2 separate regions of the Homo sapiens genome follow, and region 1 is linked to region 2. The links are chromatin contacts, found by Hi-C in ENCODE. All regions are on one chromosome and are shown on one strand. The core of a region is the stretch at or near the end of the contact, and the rest is flanking DNA. Distances in the headings are between cores, read along the strand shown.

What was found. A loop is a pair of places that touch in the nucleus more often than their neighbours do.
Region 1: a map of PC-3 shows a loop between it and region 2 (3-fold over the local background). The contact joins the enhancer-like site here to the promoter of TFAP2B in region 2. A Hi-C loop is called at or near these places in 3 of 168 maps with a recorded cell type or tissue (Calu3, DLD1 and PC-3).

The regions. Positions count from the first base shown.
Region 1 is chr6:51,026,494-51,030,527 of GRCh38, reverse strand. No RefSeq gene overlaps it. Among named protein-coding and RNA genes, the nearest start is that of TFAP2B, 210 kb to the right of the region's middle. Within about 2 kb of position 1,552, at least 2 of the 41 ENCODE cell types and tissues checked have a DNase peak (open chromatin) inside an H3K27ac peak, as active enhancers do; they include PC-3, where a contact is called at or near this core.
Region 2 is chr6:50,817,337-50,821,621 of GRCh38, reverse strand. It overlaps TFAP2B (transcription factor AP-2 beta), which reads right to left and starts at 2,751. Exons shown (of 7, transcript NM_003221.4): 1 at 2,650-2,751. The coding sequence starts at 2,730. It overlaps LOC124901490 (a long non-coding RNA gene), which reads left to right and starts at 2,596. Exons shown (of 2, transcript XR_007059923.1): 1 at 2,596-2,720; 2 at 3,978-4,285.

The DNA of each region.
Region 1 (4,034 bases), core at 303-2,802, 210 kb before region 2:
GAGCCAACATCTCTCTGAAAGAAGGCAGCATGTGTCTCAGTGAATGAGGCTCAGATGCCCACTTGGAATTCTCAGTCTTGCCTGCCCTTACTTCAAAGGGAGCTAACCTGCTGACATGTTCTTATTTGGTCCCAGAATTGTAAATATGCATGGAGGAGAATGAGATTCCATTATATAACCTCTACGTGACCTTCTGATTTCTGTTATTGTTTTCCTAGGGTAAAAAGATGATAAACAAATAATGCTAAATAAAGTTATCTACAATGTTCATGCATTCTACCTGCTGTTACAGAATGAACCTGTTGCTTTGTCATGGTGTTATGAAATTAAAAAGGAATAGCTACTTGACTTTGAGGAGACAAATTACTTCTTTAAAACCTCAAAGTAAATATTCCTACAATGAAAGGGAAAAAATATGTATTCCTAGTTGATTAACAATTGAGTCAATACACTGATATTGATTTTGATTTAATTAGATGTATGTTTTTCTTCTTACTTTAGAACATATATCAATGGAAAATATCCATCTTTGTTAACAATTAATTACAAGCTAAAGAAACCTTACAGTATTTTAAAAAAATGTAACAGATGAGAAAACCTTATATAATGCCCAACATTCAGTGCTGGTGAGGTTAAGCTGAATTTGGAATTCTCATTTTCTTTTGGTGGCATGGTGCCACAGTTTTGGAAAAGAAAATAGCCAAATACAGGACGTGAGATAAAGATTATTATCTCCCTTAGCTCTGTAAACTCTTTCTCAAGAATTTACACTCTGGAAAAGTTTCAACATAACCAAAATGTTTTAAGAGTGAGCATAGCAGAATATTTATAATAGCACAAAGGAATTGGAAACAATATGAAAGTTCATGATAGGAAAATAATATGACAAAATTTTGAACTATTGTGATATCAAAAAGTCATTAAAAAGATATTCAAACTATGTGGACATGTGGAAAATCAAACAATAAAGTGGTATGCACACATTAGTTACAATTACATAAAATACACATATATGTACTCAAGGGCTAATAAGTTATATGGAAAAATGAAAATAAATGTTATGATTATGAGATCATAGACATTTTTTCTTTTTTTGAATTTTTTAGTGCTACAACATAATTTTTCAAAAGTAAGTGATCCATGTACGAACCAAGAGAAAACTTTACTCTTAAATATCTTCTAACATATTCTTATGGGAACTTTATTCTAATCAACTTACCCATTTCTTATTTTTATTTATTGTGTTTATTTTTATTCTCCCCATTTTAGTTGTTTGAGAAAATGAGTCATTGATTAAACATGCAAGAATTTTATTAAGGAAAATACATGTGCAAAAGGAAATGGGGAAAGAGTTGGAAAGGGTCAGGGAAATCATCAGAACTTGAGGGGAGGAACAGCAGAGATGGCTGGTGGAAGCAATGTAGACCCTCCTGCCCATGGTCTCAGAAAGATTGGCCAAAACCCTAGGCAAGTGATTCAGGCAGTTATTTGACAAAGAAATCCCAGTGTCTTCCTGAAACCTTAGCATCCTGCAGCATGCAGTCTTTGGCAGGGAGCAGCCTGTGCAAGGTGAGGCCTCACAGCACACATGGCACAGAAATTTAAAATTCAGCTTCAGCAGCCATTGGTCAATTACCACCTTCTATTAGGAGGTCTGACAGGTATATTCTCCAAGCTGCCATGGTACCCAAATATGATAGAAAGAAAGTCACCCATACAACAATACTTGAATATCAGTCTGTCTGTCCTGAATGTTTCATAATAACTAGAGTGACAATAAACTGCTAGAAGAAAAAATTTAAAAGCATTTAATGTCAAGAGATGATAGTGCAAATTAAAAACAATTTGGGACCATTTAAAGGGCCATCCTTCTTTTCCTTGACCTTAATGAGCCACAGCTACATTAATACTGGCAAGCAGATGCTATGTGGCCCATACTAAGTTATTAGTTAAATCAAATATCTGCCTGTATGTTCTAACTGAAATGTTGTACAAATTAGTGAGCCATAATATTTAAACTATGAGTCACACATTCCTTCCATAAGGTTTACCCAAAGACCTTGGACACTGGTCCCAAGTAGTCCATTATTCAGCTTCTGGTTCTAAAACTTACTTGTTGAATGGTTTTAGAGGAGGAATATGAGTCTTTCAGCCTCAACATTTACATAAAAACTGGAATGATTATACTTCCTTCATATTCATCATTACGATAATTAATAAGATAACATATGTGAAACACTTATGTATTCATCTATTTTGCATTGTTATAAAGGAACACTTGAGACTGGGTAATTTATAAAGAAAAAAATATTTATTTTGGCTCACAGTTCTGCAGACTGTATAAGAGGTATAGTGCTGGTATCTGCTTCTGGTGAGGGCCCCAGGAAGCTTACAATCTGGGTGGAGGGTGAAGGGGGAGCAAGTGTGTCACATGAGGAGAAAGGGAGCAATAGAGAGGAAAGGATGTGCCAGGCTCTTTTAAACAACCAGCTCTCTAAATAATGAGAACACATGGACAGAAAGAGGGGAACACTTGACACTAGGGCCTACTTGAAGGAGAGTGGGAAGAAGGAGAGGTTCAGAAAAAGAAAACTCAGATACTATGCTTAGTACCTGGATGATGAAATAATTTATATACCACTCCGCTGAGTCACGAGTTCACCCATATAACAAACTGCGCATGTGCCCCTGACCCTAAAATAAAAGTTAAACTATTCTTTTAAACAAAAAAATGAATAAACAACCAGCTCTTGTGTGAATTAATGGAGCCAGAACTCACTCATTACCCCCTGGGAAGGCACCAAGGCATTCATGAGGGATCTGCCCCCAGTATTCAAACACCTCCCACCAGGCCCCATCTCCAACACTGGGGATCACATTTCAACATGAGAATTGGAGGGGACAAACATGAAAAAATATCAACTTAGAACCATACTTAACATATATTGGTAATCAACAAATTTTAATTCTCTTCCCCTACACAGACACACATACACACACACACACACACGCACACACACACATACACACACACACACACAGAGAGAGAGAGAGAGAGAGAGAGAGAGAGAGGCTTTTATCAGGGCAAGTGGCTCTTGGGTTTATCATGTTTTCCAGGACAAATCCAGCCTCCTCAGATTTTTTTCTATGGTCATACATCTTCAAAAACCACTTTTCTCCCATTTTACCCAGCCCAACTTTCCTATCCAATCAAACTCGTCCCCCCAGGGTCTCCCAAACATACCATGTTTAGTCTCAACAGCAAATATTGCATCTTCTGACCCTCTTCTCCCTTCCTCTCTATTTTTTAAACTTGTATTCACATCTTACCTTTTCACAGACCCACTCATCTCCCATTTCAGTGAGCTTCTACAGTACTTATTAACATACTGTTCATCTTGGGAGTAAAAAATATATGCTTATCTTACCACCTTCTGCCATTCTTTATCCTCCCAGGTAACTAGGAAGATATACATTAAACCCATAGTAAATTATGAATTAATTTTTGCTTAATAAATAGATAATCCCTATATGTCAGCTGACTATTGACATAGCGCTTTATGTTGTGATATATTTGTAAATCTATACACATTACAACGATTTAAATGTAAGAAAAAAATTAATTTGTACTTTATATAATCAGCTTACCTGGTTCAGAGGCACATGTATGAACAGTGACAATCAGAAGTGATCTCCAAAATAATAGTATTATTAGCTACAGTATGACTACAATGTCATCGTAAATTTAGAAATTAATACAACACTTATAAATGCACAAATGAATAAATTTGCTTCCACATGTGTTCAGTGGGACATAAGAAATACAGATCTGATGACCACTGATCTAAGGCATCTCATACTAGAGCTTTATCCCAGAACCCAGTAAGGGTCCGTTTAACCTTTAGACACTTTAAAAATAATATCTGAAAATCATCAAACGTTACTTTAGCACACACTCATATCCAATTAGGACCCATCAAGATCCCACATAAAAACACATAGTCTAGACCCAGCACCAGTTTATATGCTTCTAA
Region 2 (4,285 bases), core at 1,502-4,001:
ACTGGGGAAAAAGTTTAGCAGGAAAGAGGCAGAACTTCAATTAACTGTGCCGGGGACACGAGTAAAGCAGCCCCTGCTCCTTTGGATAAGGCAGTGAGGGAGAACAGTGCTGGGAGGTTGTATAGAATGGAGGTGTCCTCCTACCTGGAGAGAGACTTCCCTAATCCGGAGGACTTGGTCGCCTTGGGTGCTTTGTGTGAGGATTACAAAAACAAAATAAAAAGGGTTGCTTCATCATTTGGAGGCGAGAGAAAGGCAAATTGGTGGGCCTGGTTATTTACAGTGACTTTTGCAGACTTTTGCTAAATGTGGAAGATTATGCTCATTTGTTAAAGGACAGAAGCGAGATGGAGGCTTTTCATTCCTGTGCAGCCTTTTCCTGTTTAGTGCTCACATAGTTTGCGATTTTTACCTCAATTTAAAACATACGCCATCAATCTTCAAATACACTAAACTTATCCTTTCCAGGCAAAGCCAGGGGCAACAGAAAACCTTTTTGGATGTTTCAGGAACCCGTTCAACTGGCCTGACTGCCATTTCTGTTAAAGTTCAACCTTAGTCCAGACTTAAATAGGCTCCTTCCACCGAGCTGCGGATTCTGTTTTTTGAGCAGAAAATTTAGGCAGATAGGACCACCTGTAATATTCCCTCTCTCTCCCTGTTTATTTCTCTTTCTCTCTCTCCCTCCCCTCTTTTCTCTTCTCTCTTCCCTCCCTTCCACTCCACCCCTCCCTCTTCCTCTCTCCCTCCCTCCTTTCTTCTCTCCCTCCTTCCTTTTCCATTTAGCTACTTTACTTTCTGTAAAGAACGAATGTTACCCTGGTTACTTTTTAGAACCCACTGAAATGCCTCTGCATGCATATAGCTTGAGCTGTTTTCACCATGGCCCCGTGCTTGCTAATGTCATGCCCACTTTGGGCGCTAATATTCTTTAGGACAGTTCTAGCGCCTTGGACTTTACCATTATCCCGCCTGTTAAGGAAAGAAAAGGAGGCCGAACCGAAACAATCCCCACCAGGCGCGTAGGCGCGGCTCTTCGTTACAGTCGATACACAACCACAAAGAGAAAAGGAAAACCCCAAGCATCATTCAGCAACAAGACCAATCTCTCTCCTCTCTGCTCTCTCGCGCTCTCTCCTGCTTTTCTCCCTCTCCTCTCTTATCTCCTCCTCCTCTCTCCTACATACCTCCACACATACACACACCCCAACATTAGGATTCGGGGGGGGGCAGGAGGTGTGGGCGCCAGGCGCTGCCTGTGGGCGCTCGTCCGAGCCCGAGTCCCCCAGGAGCTTGCCGGCCGCGCCTGTGAGTCGCCCACTCTTAGGATCTTCGAGGCGGCTCTGCGCCGGGCTTTCAGGAGCTGTCCCGATCCGGAGGGGTCGCGTGTCTTTCTCGGCTCTTTGGGGAGCCTCTGCATCCCTCCACCTTTCGTCTGACCTAGCGGCCCGCGCCCGCCACCCGGGAGTCTGCTTCTCTTCCTTCCTTTTCTCTCCAACTTTTCCTCTTAGCAATCTCCATGGCCCGCTTCGCCCGCCTCGACTTCCCTCCTTTTCTAAATCCGCTTCGCCTTTCCGAAGTTTTTATTTCCAACCTCGACGTCTCAGCAGAACCTTCCCTTCCTCCCTTCCCCTGGCAACCACCTGGGGCTGTCCCAGACCATTCCGCTTAAAAGCGAGGCTCCGCGGGCTTCCCGGTCCCCAGCCTGGCCCGCCGCGCGCCCCGCGCCTCGCCCGCCTCGGCCGCCTCTCCCACCTCGCCCGCCTCTCCCACCTCGCCCGCCTCGGCCGCCTCGTCCGCCTAGTCCGCCTCGCCCGCGAGTAGCGGAGCCGTCTGGCCGCGTCAGCCCTCGCCCGAGCCGGAAAAGGGCTTTGGCGAGCGCGGTCCGGGCCCCGGAGGCGGCTGGCGTCCTCCTGGCTGGGCGCAACTTCTCCTGCCCCGAAGAGTTGAGCTAGCCTCAGTGCTAGAGACCCGTACGCATTGAACGTGGGCAGAAATTTCCGTGAAAGATGCCCACACAGGAGGCGGCTGCGATTTCTGTTCGGACGCAGTGACCCTCAAGGAAGCAAAACACAAGAAAACAGAAACTAATAAACTGCTACGACTTCTATTTTGCTCTATCCATCCATATCTCCAGCCATCTACTTCTTTCCCGCTAATTCTCTGTCCTCTACTTGGAACCATTTGTTATCAATTTCAGAAATTTTATTGAAAATAAAAATTAAAAGCCCGAGTCTGTTACAAATGAGGCTTGAAAACCCAATTCTCTTCCACACTTAAAACGAGAAAAGCCCCTGACTTTATCAGAATCTCGATTTTCTCTGAGAGCGTGCCCACATTCAGTAGCACCACATTCCCCATCAGAGCTTAAAAGGGTGGGGTGGGGTGGGGGGAGGCGAGGAAAAGGGAAAGAAAAATAAAATAAATAAAAACATTCCTAAATTAAAGTTGTCAGATTTCAGCCTTAAAGTCCCTTTTCAGAGCAGCGAAGTCTTCCCTAGCCAGCTTTTCTAAAAGTTAAAAAAAGCTGAGAAAACCGACCGGAAATCTACGAGTAAATAGCTTAAAAATATATATCATTTGGGGTATCAAGAAGCTCAAATTCTCTATCTGCAAAGCTCTAAGGTGCATCTGGGGGTGTCGACTCACCTCATAGATATCTTCGTACTTGACATTCTCCACAAGCTTCCAGAGCATGATGGCAGCCTGGTCTCTAGGAGGTGAGTGCATTCATGTGAGGAGCAGATGTCTGGCTTCTCAGGACTCCGCTGTCTGTAATGATCCATCTATAATTGGAAATGGGGGATACACACCAAATCCGACGCTCCTCTCCCATCGCAACTTATATCTGTTGTCTCAAACAATAGGCTGGACAAGTAAGCCTCAGCAAAGAGAAAAAACATTATTGCACACACAGGAGTTAGATGCAACCCACAGACATATATACTATAAAAATCATAAACCCGTATTTACACCCAGACACCCACATATAGTTATATAAGCACCTCTGGGTCACACAGTCTGCAGACTCCAAATGTGCATTTAACAAAGAGTTGTTCAGGGTGATTAATATAATATATACATTTTATAACTTCTATATCGAAAATGACACATCATTGTAGCCACTAACTGAAGTCTTTGCAATTCATAATGAGAAACCAGGGGCCATCAGTCCCCTATTTTCTATGTAGATTTTAAAGGGGGACACTTACCAAGATTTTTAAACACAAAAGCTCCCTCCTATTCATGTATGTTCCGGAAGAGAGTATTTTGAAAGGCTGGATATGGGGGATTTTAAGGACTATCTCTGTGTTGATGGCTACACAACTTTTTTTTTTTTAACTTTATCTCTGTCACCATAGAACAAAAAAGCTAGCCACCGTTGATGACCATTTCTAATATTTTCTGGTCATTTTACCTAAAACCTTTGGAAACTTAAATACACCTCAGTTTGTGCTGCTTGTTATTTTAGGTGTTGTTTGTATGCATTTTCAACGGATTCCATGCACCATTCCTCTTGGCTGGAGTCTCCATTTTATCAAGTTTTTTTCAGATGTTGGAAGCAACGTACGCACACGTTCAGACAAGGTTAATTTTGAGCCTTTTTTGCAGAGGCCAAGGACATTTTATATTTGCATCTGTTGTGTATGACTTGTAAGTGGTTTTAATCATGGAGAGTCAAGAAAGGGCCACCCGAATCTTTGAAAAGGTTTAAGCAGAATGTCTTCAAAGAGATAGTGAAAAATATTTTAGTGCATGTGGAGTTTCTTCTTTTTTTTGTATAATTTTTCTTAATAAGATGATTCATATAGTTTTTAAAAAGGAAAACATCATCAGCAACAAGAACAATATTAACCAGACTTAGAAAATGGGCACCATTTAAGGCGCAGGGATTCTGAATTTTATCATGAAATGAATACTCATCTGTTCCCCTGTTCCCCCTTTCCCATCCCCTCTGTTTTTCTACTCCCTTTCAGGGTGCGGAGAGCTTCTCATAGCCGGAACAGACGCCCAGAAGAGGATCTCTGCGCCTGGGACAGAAAAGAAATGCCAGGAGGGACCGAGGAGGGATGGGGCAATTTGGGGTGGAAGTTATTAAGCCTGGTGAGAGTGAATCTGCAAAGGGTGATTGTCTTTAAATCCAGGACTGCTGTGTGCAGCTCTGCGCGAACAGGGATGGACGCTGTTTGAGTACAGGGCTCCGGACAACCTTGTTGGACGTCGATTCAATCAAAACCAAGGAGAAGCTTCATGAACTGCAGAATAAACAATTCTGCAGATTTTT